Linked DNA regions of Homo sapiens: region 1 is linked to region 2. The links are chromatin contacts, found by Hi-C in ENCODE. All regions are on one chromosome and are shown on one strand. The core of a region is the stretch at or near the end of the contact, and the rest is flanking DNA. Distances in the headings are between cores, read along the strand shown. Region 1 holds the start of NINL (ninein like). Region 2 holds the start of APMAP (adipocyte plasma membrane associated protein).

Evidence for each region. A loop is a pair of places that touch in the nucleus more often than their neighbours do. Pooled maps may share reads with other maps.
Region 1: a loop to region 2 is called in a pooled map, with 21 times the contacts of the local background. The contact joins the promoter of NINL here to the promoter of APMAP in region 2. A Hi-C loop is called at or near these places in 8 of 50 pooled maps.

The regions. Positions count from the first base shown.
Region 1 is chr20:25,582,780-25,589,361 of GRCh38, forward strand. NINL (ninein like) reads right to left here and starts at 2,752. Exons shown (of 24, transcript NM_025176.6): 1 at 2,676-2,752. RefSeq lists a silencer at 2,687-2,816.
Region 2 is chr20:24,989,138-24,995,819 of GRCh38, forward strand. APMAP (adipocyte plasma membrane associated protein) reads right to left here and starts at 3,614. Exons shown (of 9, transcript NM_020531.3): 1 at 3,457-3,614. The coding sequence starts at 3,551. RefSeq lists enhancers at 3,167-3,667, 3,226-3,285, 3,306-3,385, 3,516-3,755, 3,668-4,168 and 1 more.

The DNA of each region.
Region 1 (6,582 bases), core at 1,502-4,001, 590 kb after region 2:
TTCTGTTTAACAGATGAGTTTTAACTACTTAAAAAAAAAACAAACTCTGCTTTCTACAACTATCTGATCTTCGACAAACCTGACAAAAACAAGCAATGGGGAAAGGATTTCCTATTTAATAAATTGTGCTGGGAAAACTGGCTAGCCATATGCAGTAAACAGAAACTGGACTCCTTCCTTACACCTTATGCAAAAATTAACTCAAGATGGATTAAAGACTTAAATGTAAAACCCAAAACCATAAAAAACCTAAAAGAAAACCTAGGCAATACTATTCAGGACATAGGCATGGGCAAAGTCTTCATGACTAAACACCAAAAGCAATGGCAACAAAAGCCAAAACTGACAAATGGGATCTAACCTAAGAGCTTCTCCACAGCAAAAGAAACTCTTCAGAGTGAACAGGCAACCTACAGAACGGGGTAAAATTTTTGCAATCTACCCTTCTGACAAAGGTCTAATATCCAGAATATAGAAGGAACTTAAACAAATTTACAAGAAAAAAACAACCCCATCAAAAAGTGGCCAAAGGAAATGAACAGACACTTCTCAAAAGAAGACATTTATGCAGCCAACAACATATATTAAAAAAAAAGCTCATCATCACTGGTCATTAGAGAAATGCAAATCAAAACCACAATGAGATACCATCTCACATCAGTTAGAATGGTAATTATTAAAAAGCAAGGAAACAACAGATGCTGGAGAGGCTGTGGAGGAATAGGAACGCTTTTACACTGTTGGTGGGAGTGTAAATTAGTTCAACCATTGTGGAAGACAGTGTGGCGATTCCTCAAGGATCTAGAACCAGAAATAACATTTGACCCGGTGATCCCATTACTGGGTATATACCCAAAGGACTATAAATCATTCTACTATAAAGACACATAAACGTGTATGTTTATTGCAGCACTATTTACAATAGCAAAGACTTGGAACCAACCCAAATGCCCATCACGGATAGACTGAATAAAGAAAATGTGGTACAGATACACCATGGAATACTACGTAGCCATAAAAAAGAATGAGTTCATGTCCTTTGCAGGGACATGCATAAAGTGGGAAGCCATCATTCTCAGCAAACTAACACAAGAACAGAAAACCAAACACCGCATGTTCTCACTCATAAGTGGGAGTTGACAATGAGAACACATGGACACAGGGAGGGGAACATCACACACCTCACACATCGGGACCTGTCGGGGCGGGTGGGGGGCAAGAGGAGGGAGAGCATTAGGACAAATACCTAATGTATGTGGGGCTTAAAATCTAGATGACGGGTTGATAGGTGCAGCAAACCATCATGGCACATGTATACCCATGTAACAAACCAGAACGTTCTGCACATGTATCCCAGAACTTAAAGTAAAATAAAATTAAAAAACAAAAACAAAACAAAACAAAAACTTGGCCGGGTGCAGTGGCTCACGCCTGTAATCCCAGAACTTTGGGAGGCCGAGGCAGCTGGATCACCTGAAGGTCAGAAGTTCGAGACCAGCCTGGCCAACATGGTGAAACCCCCATCTCCACTAAAAACACAAAAAATTAGCTGGGCGTGTAATCCCAGCTACTCGGGAGGCTGAGGCAGGAGAATCGCTTGAATCCGGGAGGCAGAGGTTGCAGTGAGCCGAGATGGCGCCATTGCACTCCAGCCTGGGCAACAAGAGTGAAACTTCGTTTCAAAAACAGCAACAACAACAAGAACAACAACAAGAAGAACAAAAACTCTGCTTTTAAAAGTATTTTAAGTCCAGTGTGAAAAACCTAGAAGTCACAGCAAAGGCCGCTAAGAAACTTACCATTACTCATGACCCCTCTTACTACTGACCTTGAAAATCACTTGCCCTTCTCCAAGGCCCCGCCAGCTTCATGGGTCTCTTCCTGAACCTCCTCCCTAGTTCCAGGGCTTGGCCTAAGTCTCACAGAGCAGAAAGAAACGTGGCCACCCTTCCTCACGTGAGTCCTGTGCAAACATACAGCCCCACACAGAGCTCCTAACAATGGGGCATCAGTACCCAGGCACGATCGATGATTATGAACCCAACGCGATCAGAGACTCCCACATGGTGTGTGTGACTGCGCGCACAGGCGGGAGGAAAGGGGCGAATCTGCAAAACGAGTACAACAGATAAAATTCGCAACAGACTTCTACACCCTTTCAATCAACCGTCCCAAGCGCCACGAACGCGGGTCCCGCTCCGTGGGGGGCCGCAGCCACACTGGCAGGAGGGAATCCTGGGCCTCGACCAGACGCCGGCGGCGTCAGGAGAAACGGCCCGCGCTGGGCAGGCGGCGGGCACCGCGTAGCTCATTACCACGGGGGGCCCCGGCCAAGGCCGCCCGCCTCAGGCCGAGCCTTGGGGCTGTGCTGGACCCGGGCCCTCGTTCGCACGGCGCCCGCGCCGCCGCCGTCGGGAAACCGGGTTTTCAAGCGTTCGGCCCAGCGGGCGCTGTATTTTAGGGCGTGACCCCCGCCCCGCCCTCGAGGGCGACCGGAAGAGCAGGCACCACAGCAGATGCGCCGAGTCTGCGCCCCGCACCGCGAGGAGCACCCGAGGCCGCGCTCCCGGAGCCGGGTCTGGTGACTAAGGCGCGGGTCGCGACGCAGGGGCGGCCCCGGACTCTCGACCCCACCAGCCGCCTGAATGTCCCGCCGGACGCCCGGGCCGGCTCACCTGGGAGGCGCCTCCGCCGTCCGCCCGCGCGGGGCCAGGAGCGCGGCACCACCCCCGTACCGCCGGCCGCTCTTTGTGTCTGGAGGCCGCGACGCAACACTCCTCCCGGCCTCGAGGCACCGCCCCCTCGGTGTCCCGGCGCAGTGGGCGAACAGGGGGCGGGGCGAGCGAACGGGAGAGGGGGCGGGTCGGGTCCGGGATTGCGGGGCGGGGTGGGGGCAAGGCGGCCTCCGCAAATCTCAGGGCGGCTCTGGCCAGTTTGGAGCCTGGGGTGACCCTTGGAGCTGACCTCGCTGGTCCCTGTCGGAGCCCTGCGCGCTGCGGAGCTTGGCGGTTCGCAGCTCTCGGGGTAGCATCTTCTGGAAACAAGCCCGGAGGCCGGCCAGGCAGGGGTAATACCCCAAACCCACCACTGAGGAAACCGCGACTTAAAACCTAGGTCGTCACGTTTCCACCGCATATTAAATCAATACGGGTTGAGCATCCCTAATCCAAACATCTGAAATCCGAAATGCTTCAAAATCTGAAAGTTTTTGAGCGCTGACCTGATGCTCAAAGGAAATGCACATTGGAGCACTTCTTTTTTCTTCTTTTAACTTTCTTTTCTTTTGAGAAAGGCTGTCACTTCTGCTGCCCAGCCTGGGATGCAGTGGCGCGGTCATGGCTCACTACAGCCTCGACTTTCCCGGCTATGGCGATCCTCCCGCCTCAGCGTCCCAACCCCCAGTAGCTGGGACTGCAGGCATCTGCCACCATGTCCGCTAATTTTTGTATTTTTAGCACAGAGTCTCACTGTGTTGCCCAGGCTGGTCTCGAACTCCTAGGCTCAAGGGATGGATCCACCGCCTCGGCCTCCCAAAGTGCTGGGATTACAGGCGTGAGCCACCGCGCCCGGCCTGTATTTTTTTAAGAGAGGAGGCTTCACCATGTTGCCCAGGCTGGTCTGGAATTTCTGGCCTCAAGTGATCCTCCCACCTTGGCCTCCCATAGTGCTGGGATTACTGGCATGAGCCACCGCACCTGGCCTCATTGGAGCATTTCTAATTTTGGATTTTCAGATTAGGGGTGTTCAATTGGTATAATGCAAATATTCCAAAATCTGAAATCCTAAATGCTTCTGGTGCCAAGCATCTCGGTTAAGGGATATTCAACCTGTATATATTTATCGAACACCTACTAGGGCCAGGCATTGTCCTAGGGGCTGCCAACAGCGGTGCAAAAAATCCCTGGCCCTTATAGAGTTTACACAGAAAACAATTTAAAAACGTAAATACCCGGCCGGGCATAGTGGCTCATGCCTGTCATCCCAGCACTTTGGGGGGCTGAGGCAGGCGGATCACCTGAGGTCGGGAGTTCAAGACCAGCCTGACCAACATGGAGAAACCCCGTCTCTACTAAAAATACAAAATTAGCCGGGCGTGATGGCATATGCCTGTAATCCCAGCTACTCAGGAGGCTGAGACAGGAGAATCGCTTGAATCTGGGAGGCGGAGGTTGTGGTTATCAAGCCACTGCACTCCAGCTTGGGCGACAGAGTGAGACTCCATTTCAAAAAAAGAAAAAAAAAAGTAAATACAGCCAGGCACGGTGACTCATGCCTGTAATCCCAGTAGTTTGGGAGGCCACTGTGGGCAGATTGCCTGAGGACAGGAGTTCGAGACCAGCGTGGCCAACATGGTGAAACCCAGTGTCTACTGAAACACAAAAAAATTAGCCAGTTGTGGTTAACGCGCGCCTGTAGTCCCAGCTACTCGTGAGGCTGAGGCACAAGAATTGCATGAACCCAGGAGTCGGAGGTTGCAGTGAGCTGAGATCTTGCCACTAGACTCCAGCTTGGGCGACAGAGCAAGACTCTGTCTCCAAAAAATAAAAATAAAAACATAAATATACAAAAATGTCAGAGAGTTATATCAGAATTACAAAATGAGCTACAGTACACTGTAGCATGAGAAAGGTGCATATACTTTGTAGGAACTCCACTTTAGAGGATGTGAGGATCAGAGGCAAAATGGGGTGAGAAGGAAGCAGGATGAAAGACAGGCTATGGGGGAACGGAGTTTCCAAGGGCGAGTGAAATTTCCAAGTGCCTGCAAGTGCTAAACCCCATGCAGAGCAAAAGGCAAACACAGGGAGTGGTTCAGAGACGCTCATAGTGTGTTCTAGGCTGGGAGGTTTCTCTGACCTGCTGAATGTGCCCAGATACCTTTTGCTATGCCCATGACCTGTCCCAACCAGTGTGGGGCACAATGGCAGGACACACCGTGCAAAGGTGGTCCCTGTGGGATGCGCAGCCAAGACCCCGATGACTCCAGTTTATAACCCTGGATTCCCAGGGGTGCTCAGAGCCATGGGGGCTGCCATTGTGAAGAATGTCTTCTCTTCAGTGCTCCTGATGCTCTGCACGGGCTCCCACTCACTGGCTGGAGAATGAATTTGGAGTCAGAAGATGTGAATCATGCCACTTACTAGCTGTTTGACTGTGGATCACCCAGTCATGTAACATCTGTGATCTCAGTTTCATTTGCAAAATAGAAATGTAAAAATTACCCATTGCACAGGAGTGTACTGAATTTATTTGTTATTTTATTTCTTGAGACAGGATCTCAGTCTGTTACCCAGGCTGGAGTGTGGTGGTGTGATCACAGCTCACTGCAGCCTTGATCTCCTGGGCTCAAGTGATCCTCCCACCTCAGCCTCCCAAATAGCTGCATTACAGATGCACCCCCACACCTGGCTAACTTACTAATTTTTTGTAGAGATGGGGTCTATGTTGCCCAGGCTGGTCTTGAACTCCTGGGCTAAAATGATCCTCCCACTTTGGCCCCCCAAAGTACTGAGATTGCAGGCATGAGGCACCGTGCCCAGTTGAGCATACCGAATTTAAATGAGTTAATGTAGTGGTTCTTCATCAGAGAGAAGTGGGAAGACTAGGAGTTCTCCACTTTGACTACTTAAAAATTAAAAACACCAGTGCCTGCATCCTACCTCCAGACATTCCAATTTTATTGTCGTGTAGAGAAAACTCTCCACTCTCACACCGCACAACAGTCAACACAGAAGACCTATGACTAAATGTGTGTGGGGTTTTCTCCACACACTGAGCAGCAGACACCAGCTGGGCATCCTCTAATTCAGTTCTGTCACTACCTGGAGAGAGTGTCAGATCCCACAAGTTGAGGACTCAGTCCCCAAGACTCCTCACATACATCAGTTGCAAGGCCGGGCCTCTGCAGAACTTCTGACAGATCAGCTTCAAGTTGGGGTTCCCATGACCCCCTGACCCCCTGTTTGGTTTCGATTAATTTGCTACCTGTGAGTGGCTCACAGAACTCAGAGAAACGCTTATGTTCACTGGTTTATTTTTATTTATTTATTTTTGAGACGGAGTGTTGCTCTGTCGCCCAGGCTAGAGTGCAGTGGTGCGATCCCAGCTCACTGCAACCTCCGCCTACCAGGTTCAAGTGATTGTCATGCCTCAGCCTCCCAAGAAGCTGGCACTACAGGCATGCGCCACCACACCTGGCTAGATTTTTATATTTTTAGTAGAGACAGGGTTTCGTCCTGTTGGCCAAGCTGGTCTCGAACTCCTGACCGCAGGTGATCTGCCTGCTTTGGCCTCCCAAAGTGCTGGGATTACAGGCGTGAGCCACCATGCCTGGCCCACTGGTTTATTATAATGGATATTGTAAAGGACACAGGTGAAGAGACACATAGGGCAAGGTTTGGAGGAAGGGGCAGAGCTTCCATACCTCCCTGGGCACCACCCTCCAGGAACCTCCACTGTTCACCTACCCAGAAGTTCACTGAACCCTGTCCTCTTGGGGTTTTATGAAAGCTTCATGATATCAGCATTCCTTCTCCCAGGGAATAGGGTGAGACCCTCTCATGGGAGAGTCTTAAGACCTGC
Region 2 (6,682 bases), core at 2,364-4,863:
ATCGATCCCTATCCATTTTCACTGACAAAGCATTGCAGGTTCCCAACCTGTGCTGACACATCCAGGAACGCTGGCAACTTAGTTCCCAGGCGCAGTTTGAGAAATCAGTTTGTTTGCCCCAATCTCTCGGAAGAGCCTGGAGGGATGCCCATCTCCATGAGGACATCTGCACCCTGAAATTGCCTACACTCTCTGAAGGCAAGAGCACAACCACAGTGATGCAACAGGATTTGACAACTGCTGTTGGCTGGGCCATGATTTACACAATCTTCTGTAGATTCACCAGCCAATTTGGCAGATTTTGAAGGGTATCCTCTAACTCTGCACACAGGACATTAGGGCCTTGGGTCCTGAACTGAAGTCCCAACAAGCAGACTCCAAGAGATCAAAATTCACCTGTGATTGTTGTGGAAAACCTGATAGCCCCAAATCCATGGGGTACCAGCAACCTCATGTGTCAAGGTGATCCCTGGAACCTGAGAAAATCAGATAGCATCAACCCATCTTTTTTAGTGACAGCATCTTGAATTTGTTCATTTTTCACAATCCTTTAAACTGGGGCTCCTAGATTCATCAATTTATCCTTGAAAAAAATTAAGAAATCAAGAAACAAGTTTAAAAAGCCATCTGAAAATACACACCTGGGGCAAAGCTGAGACAAACACTCCAGCTGCCTTACTCCTCATGAATTCGTGAATGCCCAATCTGTTTCTCCATACTTCCTCCCTTACTCTTCAGTCTCCAAGAGGAAAAAGGAAAATGGACCTAGCAGACTTTTAATTAAACTAAAATCCTTCAGAAGTTTATTGAAAAAGGAGAATTATACAGAATTTAATGTATTGAAACATATTAAATCCTCAATGTATTTATTCTGCATCCCTAAACAGTCACATATGGACATTAAACAGTTCTCTTCCTAGATAGAACTGTGTTTCAAACAGAAAGGAATAGTTCCACAGAGTACAATTAAGTTTCTAAAGCATTTCGGGAAATCAATGTCAAATAATAATTATAAGCTTGCACCGGTATGTTAAAGTACTTAGCTCATCTATGTTCCACACTGAATAAAAGAATTTACCAACCAAATTCTCCATTATATTTCAAATACAGTAATTCAAGAGCTTTGGCATAAAGTCTTATTTCCAAAGCATAATTTTAAAAATACACTTCTCAGTCATTGTCCAGCTGCCAGTTCTATCCTTCTTCATTCATTTTCATTTCTCTTTTGACTCTATTCTCTGTAACTTCATATAAACCACCTCACACACATAGACCTCAATGATCTCATCAGCAAAACAAAGCAAACACCCACCTTTTGTGCCAAGAGTTGGGAGACCACCCAACGTATTACTAGGGGTCCCTACCACTGCTAAAATCTATGTCTTAGTTCTGTCAGTTTAGTAATATGTCTTTCAAGGCTTCCTTTATTCTATTTAGCACATCTAAAGTGCTAAAGTTTATTCTAATAGTTTCGTGTTTTTACTTCTGAATTTAGATTCCTTTACTTCGCCCACTATACACAGGCTTTCCTGGCTTATGTTGAACCCTCGACTTTTAAGGTAATCAAGAATACTATTACATGAACTACTAGAAATGACCACAAAATAAATGAAAAATATAGGAGAAATGCAGAAGAAAAATAAGAAAAACAGCTACCATGTTACAATAATAATTGCGGAAAGGAAGGGTGGTGACAAGACCTCACTTTGAAAGAGATCATTACAGATATACAGAAAAGGGATAAACAAACAAGAAGGACAAACACAGGGAAACAGGAACAATGTTCATGGACAGGGAAGTCAAGGAAATAAGTAAACATAAATGTAAAAGGCACACTGGAAAAGATCAGGCAGTAAAAGATGACTTTAGAATCAGATTTACTTACTCATTAAGGAAGAAATCCCCACAGAGAACCTGAAAAAAACAATTAAGTCTGCCTGCTTGCCCTGGGGCCAGAAGTGTGAGCCAGCCAACTTGAGAGTTGGGACTACCTAACCGGTGCCCTCAGGGGCTGTAGGCCCTGGTTTTCAACACACTGCACCTAATGACAAACTCAGGCCACTGCTCTTCCATTTCTCAGGTAAAAATGCCTTGTTTTCAAGATTTCTGTAGGAAAGTGTTGCCAATTCTTGCATGTCCATTCTAAATGGCTCCTCAATCATCAACAGATGATTAATTCACAATATTCACAGTAAGTAGGGTGATCAGATTGTCCCAGTTTGCCCAGGTTTAGCACTGAAAGTTCTACATCCTTGGAAACCCCAGTCCAGGGCAACGCAGGATGGTTGGTCAGGATATATGGGAGCATCTTCCCGATCTTTTCACTGGCCCAAGGAGTCAACTATCACCGCAAAGTCTTCTCTCTAAATTGCCTCTCTAGAGCCTAAATGCTCCTTCCTGCCATCGCTCTCCTTCAAATGTGTTCCTCTTATCATCAGTCAATAAACTCAGTCTACAGGGGCAAAAACTGCCTCTCATTCATATGTACCCCACCACCTCTTGGCACACTACTGATGAACAAATATTTCCAGTATTTCTATCAAATATAAGTCAATCAGTCCCACAACTTCAAGCTTGGTCTATGGGGCCTCTTGATTCTCCCTGAAACTTAAAAGTTATGAAATTCAGGACACAGAATTGAAAAGTGAATTTTAAGTATCTTATATTGAAATCTATGCTTACGAATCATGATTCAGTTTTTAGCTAACAAAACACAGCATTCTTATATTCTGAAAGATGGGAGAGGAGGCAAAGGGCAAAACCTGATATTTCTTAGGTGTCAACAACTACAGTTTCCTATGTTTCTCCATCCCTATCAGGAAAAACTGCCAGGCTGAATTCTCACAAAAATTGCCTACAATGTCACTACTGTTCTCCACTCTTTCCAAGAACCGCGGTGAGGACTGGTCACGCAGCGTGAGGGGGGCAGGTGCAGAAGAGCAAGTGTAGAAGCCATCTCTTCGCCGGATAACGAGGCAGGACCCCAGCATCTCGTGGGACCTCCTCCCTTCGGGAAATTGCGAGCGGGGAACCAGGAACACGCAGGGCCCCGGCCAAGTAGCTGTGCTCAGGGGGATCATTTAAGCCAAAGGAAGGACAGCGCGAGGGGAGCGAGGGAAAGGCGAGGAAGCAACCGCTATGCAGGGTGGGGCAGGAGTGAGGGAGGGAAGGCAAAGGAGCGGCGCGAGGCGGTCTCGGGTCCGGAGAGCCGAGGACAACGCGGCGACTGGGCGCAGGGTGCACCCGAACCTGAAAGACCTGGCAGGTACATCCGCCTTGTCGGAGCCTGCTTCCTCGGAAAAATGAGTTTTTCTTGGGGATGAAACGAGAGGACTCTGACAACGCGCTCGGCACCGCATCCCCAGGTTACTGTTACTGCCGTCGCCGCTGTCCAAGAGGGTCGCCCTCCACTCCTAGCGGCCCGGCTCCAGCGCCCAGTCTGGGAGTCCGCCCTACCTGCCGTCCTTAGCCTCCGGGGCCTGGCCATCATCGTCTGTGACGACCTGCGGCCGCAGGGGCCGGCGCTGTCGCAGCCCGTCCGCCTCGCTCATGGTACGGGCGCCAGCCTCACCCGCAGAAACCACCTCACACTGAGCGGCGCCGGCTCAGACTCCAGGCCCGCCCTCCCCCGTACGCGGAAATGACGTTGCGCCCAGGGACCATTCCGCAGCGTTCTCCCCGCCCCTTCCGGCCTCATGGGCGGGAGGTCCCCGGCGCGTCGTTGCTCGGCGCTCTGAGGCTAATTCTGACCGCCCGGAAGTGGGGCTCGGAACCCGCTCAGAGATAGCACCGGGAGCTGCCGGGGTCCCCGCCTGTCTCGGACTCCGGGGCCCAGAACGCGAGTGGTTCAACCTCGGGCTCGTCTAGCCCAGTGCCTGCGCATGCCGCCTTCGTCTCACGTTTCTGAGGACGGGGATGCTCATGACGCACTTGGGAATTGCTAGCACGAGATGTTGGCCACTTTTATCGTTGGAGAGGATAGCGCTGTTTATTCAGTGTCAGCGACCCTGCTCTTACAGGCAGCGTCAAAAATAATGCATTCACACCCTTGGAACGAAGTCACCTCTGCCTGAAAATTACATCCTTCCCCGACTCAGCCGGTTAAGGGGAAAACTTGGGCTAGAAAATGTTTCCCTCTGGTTAAGGCCAGATGTTGAGTATTAAATCTTTTTGTGACGATTACAACAGACATTTGATAAAGTTTATTAAGTTTTGATAAAGTTTATTAAGTTTTGATAAAGTTTATTAAGGATTACCCTTAAGTAAAGTCCAGGTAGAAGTAGAAATTATCACTAACAAAGTTTAAGAAAGCATAGAGAGGCATTGTTCTTTCAACAGTATTGCAGGAAACCAGAAATGTTCCCAGGTGCTGGGAGACGATGGTGGGCAAATCACAGACAAGGCCCCTCCTTATAGAAATTAAACTAGTGGGAAAGATGACTTTAATCAGATCATCATCATAAAATAGACGTAAAATTATCAAACGTAATAATTGCTTCAAAAGGGAAGAGCTGAATCTTGTGAGAGCATTTGAGATTCAAAGAGGAATCGAATCTGGAGGAAGTGACAGGCAGAAGAAATCAAAGCCCGTTACCAGTGGCACGAGGAATTATCTCTGGAAAAGCCATGTTCAAAATGCAGTGTTAAGAAATAATTTCCTCTTGGAGGCTTTTACCTTTTTAAATGCTAGATGGCACTAGAATTCCATGTGAATGCTTTTTATTTATTCATTCAAAGAGCGGAAGAACCAGCTTGAGGGAAGTGGAGAGCTGTGCAAATCCAGTTCTCCAGAGATCCCAGGTAATAATTCAGGCCTCGACAACATTTTACTTCATTCTGTGTCATTGAGAATAGCCAATACAGCTATTAAATCAGGGATAGTGTTAACAAAGTACTGTATGATCTCACGCCTTCCTGCCTGTCTGGACTATCCCTCTTGCTCCCCACCCCCCATTTCAGACATTCAGGATGGCTTAACATGTCTAATCTCATGCCTGGCTGCCTTTGTCCTTGAGGTTCCTTCTTCCTGTGATACACTCTCCTTCACCTCCACTTGGCCAATTATTTTTATCATTCAGGACCCACTTCAAGTATCCTTGCTGAAAATTCTTCTCCCAGTTTCCCAAGCAGAACATCTTCCTCTTTGTCTTCAAGGCACTTTAAACATGTCCCAGCCATAACATTGAACTCACTGCATTGGAGCTATTTGTGTTCCATGCCCAGTGTTAAAGCCCACGCACTGCAAACACCCAGGGACACATTCAGAAGAAAAATAATGGCAGTAAGTTGGGTTTACTGAACTTGCTGCAGCAAAGAAATGCACCAGAGGACCGGTGAGGTTCCTCAAAATGGGGGAGTCATGGGAGACTCCTTGTGGGGTTTGGGGGCTGGAGTTAGTCCATCGATAGTCTTGCCCAGGGTTGGTCAGAATCCGTTAACAACGGGAGTCACTGGAGGAACCGTGGCCTTAGCTCTGGGACATGTAAGTCCATTCGGAGTTATCAGGAGGTCAGCTCGTGGGCTTATCATGAAGCACGTAGGTAGTTGGTGTTACAGTGGTCTGAGCTAGATCATTTGTGCTGCATAGCACGGGTTCAGTACAGTTTTTCTGTTTTCAAGTCACGGTGAAGCACGCTTTGCTTGTTGTATTTGTTTCAGTTATCAGTTCTCCCACCCCACCTTCCAACCAGACCGACTTTGTTTCTCATCGTGCTGATGCCAGTTGTTGGCAGAGGAATGGGACCACTATGATTAATTTGATCAGGTTTCTCAGCACCACTGATATTTTGGGCCAGATAATTCTGTTAGGAGGCGGAGGGGGGCCTCTCCTGTGCGCTGGTGTTTCAGCAGCATCCCTGGGCTTCCCCCACTAGATGGCAGTAGCATCCCACCTAGTCGTGATGATAAAAAATGTTGCCAGACATTGACAGATAGCCCCTGGAGGACAAAACAGCCCTTGGTTGAGAAGCGCTGAGTGAGACCAACCAAAACCCACACCCAACCCTGGCACTGGGGATGAGGCTCACTTCCATCGGAACACTGGCCCACGTGGAGGGCATTTATCTCAACAAAAGCAGGCTCTGCCAGCATGGAAGAAGAAGCGCATGATGCTGGCAGGGAGCCCACAGTATGCCTCGCAGCTCAAACCAGAAGCAAACCCTACTTCTAGTCCAGTGCTTTTTCCCAGTCCCATGCTGTTTCAACTCCTTCCACAGAGATCTCCTGAAAGCCTGCCAGATGCCAAGTGCGGTGACAAAACAAGGGTGAAATACAGTGATCCAGCCTGCACAGGCGTTATCATCTTGGAGGGGAGAGAGGAAGCGTAACGAACGACACTATAAAGCACTGCTGCAGAAGAGCTGCAGGGTACCTTGGGGCTGCAAGGAGGAACAAGTGCTATTAGATGGGACTGACCAGAGATGTCTTCTTGGAGGAAGGGGCTTTGCACCAGGACTTAGATAAATAAGATTATAATGGCGGGGGGAGGGGGAGGTTGGGGGATAGAGAAGGACAAGAAACAGGCTAAGAGGGATGAGTGGGGTGCCCAGGGATTGTTAAACAAGGGGGTGATGATCAGGGATGGACATCAGGGTTACTGAGTGATCAGAAAGAATAGCCACAAATATATACGCCTGTTATGTACCCACAAAAACAAAAAATAAAAATAAATATTTTTAGCAAA